Linked DNA regions of Homo sapiens: region 2 is linked to region 1. The links are chromatin contacts, found by Hi-C in ENCODE. All regions are on one chromosome and are shown on one strand. The core of a region is the stretch at or near the end of the contact, and the rest is flanking DNA. Distances in the headings are between cores, read along the strand shown. Region 1 holds the start of PPIF (peptidylprolyl isomerase F). Region 2 holds the start of SFTPA1 (surfactant protein A1).

Region 1 (6,095 bases), core at 2,101-4,600:
TAAGAGAGGGGAACTGACCAGCCCAGCTGAAGCATCCACAGGTGTCAATTAGGTGCTCCCTAATTGATATCCCTCCCAACGGATGACTCAGGACTCTGGTCTGGACTCCCGGTGCCACCGCCTTGTGCCAGGGAGCCCTCCCGCGCTGGAGTTCCCACCCTGGCTCAGGACTTCCACCTCAGCTCCTACTTTACCATCAGCCTTAGGGCTGGGCCAGGCCTGCCGTCCCTGTGTTCACCCCGTATCCAGGCTTCGCCGCACATAGACGTCCAGTCCCAACCCGCTGCCACTTACCACGGTACGATGACGGCCACTGGGTCAGGGTGGAGGGAATGGGGAGAGAATTCCAGGCAGGAAGGTCTTCAAAGAGGTCATGACAGCCATGCCCCTGCCTCCAGGCTCTGCCTGCCCAGGACACCCAATCCCTGATCTTGAAGGTCTGTGCTAATAGAAGACCAGCCCCAACACCACCTGGGTCCTGACCCACAGGAAGCTCCTGCTACAACACCTACCCCCAAACCTCTGACACAGCAATACCAATGCTTGTGAAAACTGAGCATGACACATGACCGAAAAACATTCATTTCACCGAGAATAATGCCTTTCTCTGGGAAGGGAAGCCCCAAGTCCTGGCGTGTGTGTTCCTGCCCTGGACCTGTCTTCCTCCTCCGCCTCCTCCACTTCTCTCTCTCCCTCTCTTATCTCCCACACCAGTGCTCAGGGGCACACAGGGGACAAGGTCAGAGACCACTGGAATATGCTGGCTCTTCAAAGTCTTCAAGGCCACCCCCAGCACATCCATCTCCCAACCCAGCTCTCTCTTGATAGACTCCACCTCCCAGTCCCCCGGGCAGGGCCTGCCACTGACCTGGAGTGGCAGCGGGTTGGGGCTGGGCTTCCATGTGCAGTGAAGCCTGGATACAGGGCTAATGCAGGGAGGGCAGCCTGGCTGACAGAGCAACTGCAGCTGCTCTGCTCAGCACCTTCCTCATACCAGGCATCTTCACACACCCACAAGGCAGCTCCTGCTCTCATCCCCCCTTACAGAAGAGGAAACTACATTACCTGGCACATGAAGGAAGGGATCACCCTGTGGAAGGTGGAGCCTTTGTAGCCGAAGCCCTTCTCACCAGTGCACAGGGCTCTGAAGTTCTCTGAGGGTCGAAGAGAAACACAGGTCAACAGGGCCAGGCCCCAATTCCAGGGTCATACCCGTTCCAGCCAAAATCCCTGCTACATCCCCAGCAGTGAACAGGGGGATAAAGACTCTGGCCCACCTCTTGGGTCTGCTCTGCCCAACTCGCTATGTAACTGGACAAGTCACTCCCCTTCCCTGTCCTCAGTACCTGAGCACTGTGACAAGAGTACAGGCTCATGGCTGTGCTGGCCAGCAGGGCACGGACTCAAGGGCTGTGTGCCCATCACCCTGCCTCACTGGGCACCAGGAGTGGGGAAGTCTCCGGGAAATTTACATGTGCCTTCCACTGGCTCTGAGGCTCCCAGCTACTATGAGAGAGGAGGGCAGAGCCAACGTTGAGGCCCAGAGAGGGATGGCAGGGCTGCCCCAGAGCACCCAATGGCTGAGCCACACATGGAGCTCCCATCTGTCAGGGGTCTCTGAGCCCCGACTCTTCTCATCACGCCACCCACCTTGCCCTGCCTGGCCCCCTTCCCTCTAGACCCATCTCAGAAGGCCCCAGGCCCTGTCTTACCAGCTGTCTTTGGGACGACATCTGCCTTCAGCTGTTGGGGGAGAAGAAGGACAAAAGAGGATGGTCATTGGAGAGGCAGGTGAAGGTGGGTGTCTCTCAGCACCCACCCACCCCCACAGTGGCCAAGGAGGCTAAGGAAGAAGCACGTGGACATTCCATTCCCATTATTGCCAACCCCCATGGGAGGCAGCTCTATCATTTCTGGGAGCCGTTTCCTGAACCCAAGGCTGGAGGAGGTGGCCTTGGTTTCCTAATCTGTCAGAAGAGATGACAATGCTATCTTGGCCTACTTCTGTGGACACAGCTGGCAGTGCTCCCACAGCTGGGCCCAAAGCATCAGAAATTCAGGGACAAGAGAGTGTGTCTAAGGTAGAAGCCAGACCAGCTCCTCCATTCGGGGTTGGGAAACTGAGGCCCAGGGAGAGGCATGAGGGTGTGGGGAGGGAAGGCTGAAGCCCCATCCCAGCCAGCCTCTACCCTCGAAGCTGCAAGACCCACCCTGGAACCAAATGGAAGCAGGAAGGGTGTCCCTATTTTCCAGAAGAAACTGAGAATGAAGAAGAAATACTAAGGGCTCCCTGGGATACGGGCCAGTCAACACAAACAGACCCCTGCTGTCAATGTGTGGCCGACCTGAAGGCTCCACTAGGGCTTTCCCTCTAAAGCTACCCTGGTGACTGTTTCTTACTTTGCTTTAGAAAAGACCCAAAAACAGAGTTAGGGGAGGTGCTCAGTGTGGCCCCCAAGGACAGTGGCAGGGGTTGAGGCGCCGGGCACACTGTCTCTGAGTGTGTCCCGACTCGCAGGAGGGGCATTCTGGGGTCCACCAGGTGGCCGGGGCCTGAGGCCTACTGGGCCCGCACTACTGCTGGAAACCACCTCTCGCTCCATTTCCCAGCACCCCCAGTGTGAGCCCGACCGCAGGGGCGGGGCCGGAGCCAGGAAGCGCTCCGTGTTGTGCAAGGGCCGCCACGTGAGCACCCGCTGGGCCACGACGCTCACCCCAAGACCCCCGACACCCACCTCGGAGCTCCGGATCTAGGCTCAGCCCCAGAAGGCTCCTGGAGCCCCTCCCTCGTGCCCGGGCCGGCCCAGAGGTGCTGAGCCCTCCCTCTCTGCGATCTGACCTTGAGCTTTCTCCTCCACACGTGCCCTCCCTCCCGTCTCCCCCGCTCCAGTGCTCCGAGGGAGGCCGGAAGAAATCATTCTGACGCCCATTCTCAGAAATGGGGAAACTGAGGCCCAGAGCTCGGCATGGGGAGGCCCAAGGTCACCCAGCGCGCCCGGCACCGCGCCGCCCGGGGCCCAGGGCTCTCCCCGGGCCCGTGTCCCGCGCCCAGGCCGGCCCTGCGAGCGGTCTCACCTCCAGCACCACGCGGCCGAGCGGCTTCCCGTTGGCGTCCACGTCCAGGTACACGAGCGGGTTCCCGGAGGAGGAGGAAGAGGACGGGTCGCCGGAGCCCTTGCTGCAGGCGCGGGCCGCGGGGAGGCGCAGCGGCACGGAGCGCGGGACGGAGAGCAGGCCGAGCCAGCGGGAGCCGCAGCGCAGCGCCAGCATCGCGGGCGCGGGTCGGGCGGGACACGGGCGGGGAGAACACAGAACTCAAACTGACGTCGCGCGCGCCCAGAAGGCCGAGTCCCGCGCAGCCGCGCGCCGCAGCCTTTATTGGCTTGCCCAGGTTCCCGGCCCTGCCCCCGTCCCGCCTCCTCCAGGCCTGTCCGTGGACTACCCCTGCCGGCCGCAGCGGGCAGCGCAGCCAGCCGGTGGGGCCGCGGAGCGTGAAGTGCTTTGAAACACTCCCGCCTCCAGGCCCAGAGACCCGGAGAACAGACACCTGGCAAAAGGTTGCTGGTTCCATGTTTATTAAGGTACCAGCAGATTTTTTTAAAAAAAGAAAAACTGCTAAAACGTAATTAATTCCAAAATATGAGCATCTATACGTTGCAATTTGAATATAATAGCAAAAGTCTACCTTTGAGCCCTTTGCAGGTAAGGCTCAGGCCAAATAAGCTTCCCTGCTGCCCTAGGTCCTGCAGTCTGAGAGGGTTAGAGAAAGGTGAGATGAGAGGCGGGATTAGTGAGCTAGAGGCGCAAGAGGGAGGAGATAAGCTGAGACACCTCCCATGATGCCCCCTAGCCTGCTTGTCCCGGCCTGGGCCTGTCTCTAGTTGTTTCTGGGGACCAGACCTGCTTCTAGCAAGACTGAAAACGCAGCCTGGGCTCATCATGCTCCTTTCAGGCCCCCAGCCCTCCCCAGGACTGGGTCTGATCCCTCCTCCTAGGACCCACACTGACAGCCCCGGGGCAGACTGCCAGCTGCCCCCTCCCATCAGCATGCACCCTGGGAGGGGACTCAGTGGGGAGACCCACAGCAGGAGCATTTAAACCCCACGTGCTGAAAGTGGGCTTCCCAGCAGCCAGAGCCACCCTCACTGCAAGGTGGTGGGAGGTCTGCAATAAATGGATGCCACGCAGGGACCTGAGAGAGCATCTGGCCCAACACTTGTACTGTCCCCAGGGGAAGCTGAGGCCTGGACACAGGAAGGCACTGGCTAGGGCTAGGGAGCCCTGGAGTATTGCTACCAGCTTGCACCAGTGCTCCAGGCCTCTCTGGGCCTCAGTTTCCCATCTGGAGGGTAAGGGTGCGATCATGCTCCTCATCCTGCTTTTTTCTCGTGTCTGTTCTTAGGATAAAATGAACGAGAGAGACATGGATTTGTCAACTAAGTACTGTGCCTGTGGGCATCTGTGATGGACAGAGTCTGGACTGTCTTTCTCACAGTTTGGGATTCAGAGAGCTGCGGTCTCAGTTAGAGGCCTGAGGGGTCAGAGAAAGGGGTGGGGCTGAGCCTTGGAGGCAGGTGGGCAGGAGTAGGGACCAGCTCTGGACTGACCTGCCCCAGATCCTGAATGGGCTCATGGGAACAGGTCAGGCAGCAAAATGCCAGCCAAGCAAATTCATGAGGTCAGAGCAGTGCCCTAGCTTCATAAGAATGCTAGCTTGGCCTCTGGAAGTTTGGCTAGCTTGGCTTCTGGAAGTTCATAGCCCCCTTCTCCGATTCCTGGCCTAGGAGGGGCCTAGGCACCCAGTGAAGCCCAGGTGGGATGCATTCCAGGTCCCAGCCCAGAATGGGGCCTCACTCTGCCCTGGGGAGCAGCCCCTCCTTTCTTATGATTGTGCCCTGAGGTGAGCAGGCCTGAGTGGGGAGCCCACTTGAGCCCTCAGCACATGTCCCAGACCTTCCTCTACCAGTGCATCCTGTGGATTTGAGAGTGGAGGAATCACGCCATGTGCCTTGTCATGAAGCTTCCTTAAGGCCCCAGGCTTCCCTGCGGCCAGTTCCAGGCCCTGAGCTCACAGGACCTTCAGCCACAGCAGGTAGCTCAGCGTACCCTGTTGTTTCTCAAGCCTGCTCCTGGGGGGACTCAGTTTATGCCCCATCCTGATGAAGCATGAGCATCCCCACCCCAGGGGAGTGCTGCCTTCATTCACTTGACCACTTCAGTTCTCAGAACCCTTTCCCAGCTGTGAACTCTGCCTGAGAGACAGCTCTGTTTTGCAGATGGGGAAGCCAGGCCCCAGGGGCTGGGGAGTGAATTGCCCAAGGGCAGGCTGTTGGAACTGGGACCAGTCTGTCTGACTTCACAATCAGGGTTATTGCATGTCAAACCCTTCTCACTCTCACCACGAAGCTGGTCCTTGGGACAGGGTGGGGAGGCAAGAGAGATAAGCCTGGGCAGACAACACAGTAAGATAGAAACGGTGGAGTTGGCCAGGGGGCTATGGAGCTCAGGGACTAGGGAGATGGTTTTAATAGTGAGCATGAGCTGAAAGGCCTGTGGGGACCCAATCACAGAGGGCTCTGAAGGCCTGGCTGAGGTCTGACATTGTTGGATAGCACTGGGGAGCCATGAATAGTGCAAAGACTCCATGCTGAGGACTCTGGACTGGGAACCAGCTTCTTTCATTCATGTTACTCCTTCCACTCTCTTTGGAAAATCAAACGTCATCACTACCTCCTAAGCCAGAGAAAAGCCTACCTTCCCCAAAGGCTTAGCTATGATGTCATCCCTTCCTGTTCTGTTCTCAGTGGTATCAGGAAGAAGGATAGTCTATAGGCTAAGCCATGAGCTGAACACATGCCCAGCCCTTGAGGGCTCCGGGCCCAGGTGACATCAGGCAGGTGTTAGCACTCACCTGGCTCTGAGGCTATTTATAGACTGTGTTATCCTCAGAAACAGCAGTGTTTCTCTCCACTCAGCTCACATGGTTTTTTATCCAGGGTGCTGATGGGTTTTGTCACCTAGGGATCCTGTAACACCACCTCTAGGCCTCACAAAGCCAAAGAACAATCAGTTTGTGCTAAGCTCAGAATCTCATT
Region 2 (6,456 bases), core at 21-2,520, 260 kb before region 1:
TCTATCACTCCGTGGGCACTATGAGGACAGACTCTCCAGGATGCGCCATCATAAGGGCCCCAGGAACCCACCAGCCCTGCAGACTGAAGTCCCACCCAGCTTACTATAGCCCCCAGCTCACTATGGCCCACAGCCTAGGGGCCTGGACAGATGGGCCTCCTGAAAAGGGGTCTGTGTCCCTCAGCTGAGGGTGGGGTCTGCAGCACAGTACCTGGAGGGCCAGGGTCTCCTTTGAGACCATCTCTCCCGTCCCTGCCTGGCAGGCCGTGGGATCCAGGAGTGCCGGGGATACCAGGGCTTCCAACACAAACGTCCTTCACTTCGCACACAGCACCAGAGGCTGCCATCAAGATGAGGTTGAGGGCCAGAGGGCACAGCCACATGGCTCTGGGTCCAGTCGCTGCTCCTGCAGGAGGGATGGCCGTGAGCCCATCTGCCACCTCTGCCAACATCTCCCCCACTGTGCTCTGTCAGGACTCAGGAAGCTGGGCAGAGCCCGAGAGGCAGGGCGGGCGAGACCAGAGTGCTGGGAAGACCCGAAGCTCCCGGGAAAATTCCCAGCATCACCTGGCACCTGGCATGGCCTCATGCTTCAGGCCTCCGGCTGGAGGTTGTGGGGTCTCCAGGCTGCTGAGGAGGAGGAAGAGTAAGGAGCTCTGGGGAGCCCGGGGACCTGGGCTCCAGTGCAGTCTCCTTTCTTTCAGTGCCTCACTATGTTACCCTGGGAAACTGGCTTCACCTCTCTGACTTCAGCTGAATCTTCCGTGCTCTGCAGAAAACCTGCCCTGTCCCTCCCAGGCTATTAGTCAGGTCACTCACTCACTGACTCACACCATCTGTCCTCATCCCTGCTGTGTTACTTTCTTTTCAGGCTCCAAGAAATCAGCGACCTGAGAATGAAAAAAGATGAACGGGGCCCGCAGCCTGGCCCCCCTCAAGGTGGTCAGTCATGGAGTCCCCTTTCTTTTTGGGGTCTGTTCTCTCACTGCCCCTCCTGTAGGCCCTGCTGAACCCTGTAGGGATGGATCTGGCCAAAGAAAATAACAAACATGAGGATCTTTGCAGGTCACCTATGTTGACTGTGCTGTGAAACACCTCCCAGTGGAAAATGGGGAGTTGCCCTCCTTCCCAGCCTGGGCTTTGGTCAGGCCTGTGGCTGCTGGGCTGGTCCTCTCTGCCTGCGATCCTCAAGCTGGAGAACACCTAGGGGATGGGGCTAAACTCACCCACACACAGAGCCTCCAGCTGCTTGGGTCTCTGCCTCCAAGTCAGAGGGTAAGGTAGACGCAGCATTTATAGATGTGGGGGCTGCCAGGCTTCCTCCTCACCCCTGAGAGCCCTACCACAAAACCTGTGCTCCAGGCAGGAAATGGGCATAGTGTTTACACAGCATGTTTCCCCAAGAGCACTCAGGCTGGAGGATCTCAAAGGACCCTTGAGGGGAGCACAGAACCTGCGAAAGAGGAACTCCAGGTCTGTAAGAAGAGAAATCCCCCCCTTGGCTGAGGTCACCCACCCTGCCCCTAGCAAGCTCCTTAGCAGTGAAAGCCGAGAGCCCTTACACAGGCACTAAGGAAGCCCCACTGGGTTCCTGGTTTAGATTCAGACAATGAAGAACTCACTGCTCCAGCTGAGATTGGTCAGGTTGATCCAGGCCAACTTGTCTGTCCTGCGACCTGGCTCAGCCATGAGCCCCAGGCCCCCCCACCAGCCTGTGTCCCTGGAGCCTGCAGCTGAGTTGGTGGGCACATGGGCAGAGTGGCAGGCAAATATGCTGCACGTTCCACTTCCCTCTGCCCTAGCAGGTTCAGCTGGAGGAGTCAGGGCAGCACCTGGAAGGTCACGGGAGAGCTGCAGTTTCTGTCTTTGGTAGAACATCACTTTGGGTGATGTCTGGCAACCTGCAATGGTGATTATGCTAAGTGTCCCAGTGATATATGAAGCCCTAGTTGTTGAGGTCCTGGTTTGAGCATCTGGATTAGGAGGGAATCTCCAACTGTGGAGGTGGTAATGATGGGAACCAAGACAGGAAAATCTCCCCTGGCTTATTTGGAATTGGTTTGAAAAATCCCAAACCATTGAGGAGTCTGGAGCTCTTCCAGGGAGCGGAAGCTCAGCCAATGGACCCCACTCCCAGAAGCAGGAAGCTGGGCAGTGCCAATTTGTAGCATGGAGTCTTTCAGCTGCCCCAGTGCTGTCTGCCACACCATGTGGTGGGTGCTGGGCCAGGTGTGGAATGGGGGAGTCAGGCCAGTGCAGGGTGGGGGCAGGTGGGGCGCAGCTCCAGCAACTTGGCTGTGGGGAGGCAGGGCTGTTTTGCAGGTGATGAGCAGGAACAGAGGCCAACTCAGATGTGCAGGGCCTTGTGGTTGGCAGGGCAGGGCGTGACTTTAGGGGAAAGGCACACCTGAGTTTTCACCCAGAGCTGTCACTTATTACCCATGTGGACTCAGTCAGGTTATGTAACATTTTGAGGCTCAGTTTCCTTTTTGTTTTTATTATCTTGAAACATCAAATTTACAGAAGAATTGCAGGCACGGTACAAATATGTTTCCCTGAACCTATGAAAGTAGGTTGTCAGCATGAAACCCCAACACCCCAATACTTTAATGTGTTTTTCATGCAAAGGCATTTTCGCATTATAACCATAATCAAGAAATTAACATGGATATAATAACTCCAAATAGCCTTCAGGCCCTATGCAAAATGTACCCAATGCCCCAATAGTGTCCTTTATAGCAAAGGATCCATTTCTGAGCCATGTGCCGTATTCGGTTGTCACGCTTCTCCAGGGTCCTGAAACCCACAAAGGCCCTCTGTCTTCCCTTCACCTTCATGACCTGAACACAGTGTGAAGATCACAGGAGAGTTACTGTGTAGAATGCCCCTCACTTTTTTTTTTTTTTTTTTAATGTATTGGCTCATGATTAGATTCAGGTTCTGTAACTTCAGCAGAAATGCGATAGACATCCTGCTGCGCTCTTCTCCCATTCTACCGGGCGGCATGTGACTTTAGTTTGCCCCAAGATTGATGATGTTCTTGTTGATCATTGAATTAAGGTGGTGGGTGTCACGCTTCACTACCATAAATACATTCTTTTTCTGGTTTTAATCAGTGACTATGTTATGAGGACGCACTTTGGGGCTATTGTAAAGATCCCATTCCTCATCACACTGTCTCTGTTGCCCATTGATTGATTTGTAGCAATGTGGACTCGTTCGTGAGGCCTACCACTGACCACCAGGGGGTGCCGAGCACCCACCTGCGGGCTGCAGGGGGCACTACGTGTGTTTGATGTTGAAACAGTTACAGTTTGCCAGCACATGGCACCAGTGAATCTAAAGAATGTCGTTAAGAAGATGGTTCTCCCAACACAAATTTGTCACTCTTAGCTCTAAGAATTGCTGTAGTTCCTGCTGAGTTCCGAGTGCCCACACCAGGCCACTCAGCTGTGTCCACAGCCTCCTCCCCCTGCTTAGGCTCCACTGCCCCCGCCGGTCCAGTCCGCTCTCCTTCAGTATCTTTCTCGTTCTCCTCGGGGCCTCACCCTCCACGTTGGGCTTCTTCCCTCTGCAGGGATATCCTCTTCACACTGCCAGTCCTTGGGCGCCCATGCCAAGCCACCTCAGAGTCCACAGTCTTGCTTTCTCTCTCCATCACACCCTGAGTTTTCACTAAAGAAGGAAGGGAATGAGGCATGCCTCTATTCTCTGTCTTTCAGAATAGGCAACCATCTCTCTTCACCACTCCCAGCTTATACCCCTCTGGAGTGTATCCAGAACCAATGGGACTGCTTTGATCCTCTTAATCTGGAAGAAAAATGCCTCATAGCCCTCTGCACAAAGGTTTGGCCAAATTATGAAGGACCGGGTGGACCTCAGGAATGAACCTTTCATTTCGATAGTATCCGGTGATCAGGCCTTTTCTGTATACATGAAGACAAATGGTCTGAGGTCCCATATGTGCAGGTTTTCTATACCTTGCAAGGCAATCCAGACCTTTGCTGACAGTGTAGGATTGATACAGCCCTCCTGCTTGCCATCTCAGGGAGGACTGCAAGGGGCAAGCCTAGGAAACTAAAGATATGAATCCCAGAGGCACCCCAAGCAGAGAAGCCAGCCCCCTCCAGCTCTTCCCCTCTGGGTCTACCTCGACCTCCCTATTCAGCTTCAGCCTCTCACTTGCCCCCTCCTAAAAATCCTCACCCTAGACAAGCCCCAACCTCACTCTTGCCCCTTCAACCAATGCCTGGTGAATTTGGGCCCAGTAAGGTCCAGTTCCCCTCCTCCCTACAGGACTTAAAGTGAATTAAGGGGGATCTTGGGAACTTTTCAGATGACCCCGACAGATATATAGAGGCTTTCCAGAATTTCACCCAAATATTTGATCTCTCCTGGAGAGACATTATGTTGCTTTTGAACCAGACCTTGACAGACACTGAGAAGCAGGCTGCTCTGCAAGCAGCAGAGAGATTTGGGGATGAGCTTAGTATCACATATAGTGTCAGGGAAGGGGGCAAACATTATCCAACTGGGAGAGAAGCAGTATCAATGGATTACCCTAAATAGGATTCCAATGACAAGATGGAAGCCTGGAAGAGGAGGCACTTTCAGGTGTGCATAATGGAGGGCTTATGTAAGACCAGGACCAAGCCTCTCAATTATACTAAATCATCCATGATTGACCAGGGATTTGATGAAAATCCCACTGCCTTCCTGGAAAGGCCAAGGGAGGCCTTAGTAAAGCACACCTGTCTATCCCCTGATTCAGCTGAGGGACAACCAATCCTAAAGCATAAATTTACTACTCAGGCAGCCCCTGATATCAGGAGGAAGCTACAAAACAGGCTCTGGGACAAGAGAGTACTTTAGAGAACCTTCTGAAAGTACCCACCTTGGTTTTTTATAATAGAGATAGGTAGGCACAAGAGAGAGAGGAAATACAGGAAAGAGACAGAGACTTTAATGGCCAGCAGACAAGCCCACAAACCCCAGAATTCCCAGGGTGCACCTGTCAATTGCTACAGATGTGGCAAATCAGGGCATTTCAAGAATTTCTCAGACAGCATGAGGAAGCTACCTCAACCCTGTCCAATCTGCAGTGGGGACCACTGGAGGGTGGACTGTTCCTGGGCATGCTGGTCACCAGGTCCAGAGCCAGTCTTCCAAATGGTCCAGCAGCAGGACTGACAGGTCCCAGGGCTCCTCTCCTGGCTCCTGTAGTCCAGACCACCATTATCATCAAGGTGCCCTGGGTAATCATGGAAATCGAAGAGAGGAAAGTGGACCTCCTTTTGGACACTGGGACTGGTCTCTCAGTTCTCCTCTTGAATCCAGGCCCCCTCTCCTCTCTTAGCATGACTGTGAGGGACATCTCAGGAAGGTCTTTAACCCGATATTTTTTCCAACCCCTTAGCTGTACCTGGGGTTGTTCACCAAAGCTTTTCTAATTATGCCTGAAAGCCCAACTCCTCTGTTGGGTAGGGATATTCCGGCCCATGTGGGGACCATCATTCTGATGGCCCCTAGGGAAACTCTTTGTCTCATCCTAGTAGAGACCAATATTAACCCAGAAGTTTGGGCAACTCTAGGGAAGATTGTCAGAGCCACAACTACCATACCAGTCTGGGTCCATCTTAAGGATCCCACCTCCTTTCCTAACCAGAAACAATATCCCCTGAAACTAGAGGTTAGGAAAGGACTAGAAGCCATCATTGATAACTTGAAGATGGAGGGCCCACTCAAACCCTGCAATAGCCCTTGTAATACCCCAATATTGGGGGTACAAAAACCCAACTAGAAATGGAGGCTAGTTCAGAACCACCTCCTTGTTAATGAGGCTGTGGTTCCAATACATTCAATGATTCCCAATCCGTATACCCTGCTAGCTCAAATACCTGAGGGAACTAAATGGTTCCTGGACCTAAAGGATGCCTTCTTCTGCATACCATTATACCACAACTCCCAGTATTTGTTTGAATTTGAGGATCCCTCTAACCAAACCACCCTGTTAACCTGGACAATGTTACCTCAGGGATTCCAAGACAGCTCCCACTTGTTTGGGCAGGCATTATGGAGAGATCTCTCCAAGTTCCTTTATCCTCAGGTCAAAGTTTTGCAATACATGGAGGACCTTCTCTTTTGCACTCCAACTGAGGAAATCTCTCAGAAGGGCAGTAAGGCTCCTCTTAATTTTCTTGCTAACAGAGGATATAATGTTTCAAAATCTGAAGCTCAGCTCTGTCAGACTTCAGTGAAGCACCTAAGCCTGGTCTTGTCAGAGGGGACCAGGGCATTGGGCGAAGAAAGGATTAAACCTATCTCCTCCTTTCTCCTCCCCAAACACTCAAGCAACCGAGGGGATTCTTACGCACAGGAAGTGGCAGTAATACATTGTAAAGGCCACCAAAGAGGGATGGATGAAATAGCTGAGGGAAACGGGCTGGCAGACTGAGC

What was found. A loop is a pair of places that touch in the nucleus more often than their neighbours do. Pooled maps may share reads with other maps.
Region 2: a pooled map shows a loop between it and region 1 (12-fold over the local background). The contact joins the promoter of SFTPA1 here to the promoter of PPIF in region 1. A Hi-C loop is called at or near these places in 1 of 168 maps with a recorded cell type or tissue (psoas muscle) and 2 of 50 pooled maps.

Annotation. Positions count from the first base shown.
Region 1 is chr10:79,344,724-79,350,818 of GRCh38, reverse strand. PPIF (peptidylprolyl isomerase F) reads right to left here and starts at 3,350. Exons shown (of 6, transcript NM_005729.4): 1 at 3,076-3,350; 2 at 1,713-1,743; 3 at 1,066-1,154. The coding sequence starts at 3,270. RefSeq lists an enhancer at 1,102-1,602, cis regulatory regions at 2,369-2,869, 2,552-3,052, 2,581-3,081, 3,084-3,606, 3,074-3,606 and 5 more and silencers at 2,917-3,146, 3,167-3,576.
Region 2 is chr10:79,605,753-79,612,208 of GRCh38, reverse strand. It overlaps SFTPA1 (surfactant protein A1), which reads right to left and starts at 1,270. Exons shown (of 6, transcript NM_005411.5): 1 at 1,227-1,270; 2 at 820-890; 3 at 212-406. The coding sequence starts at 383.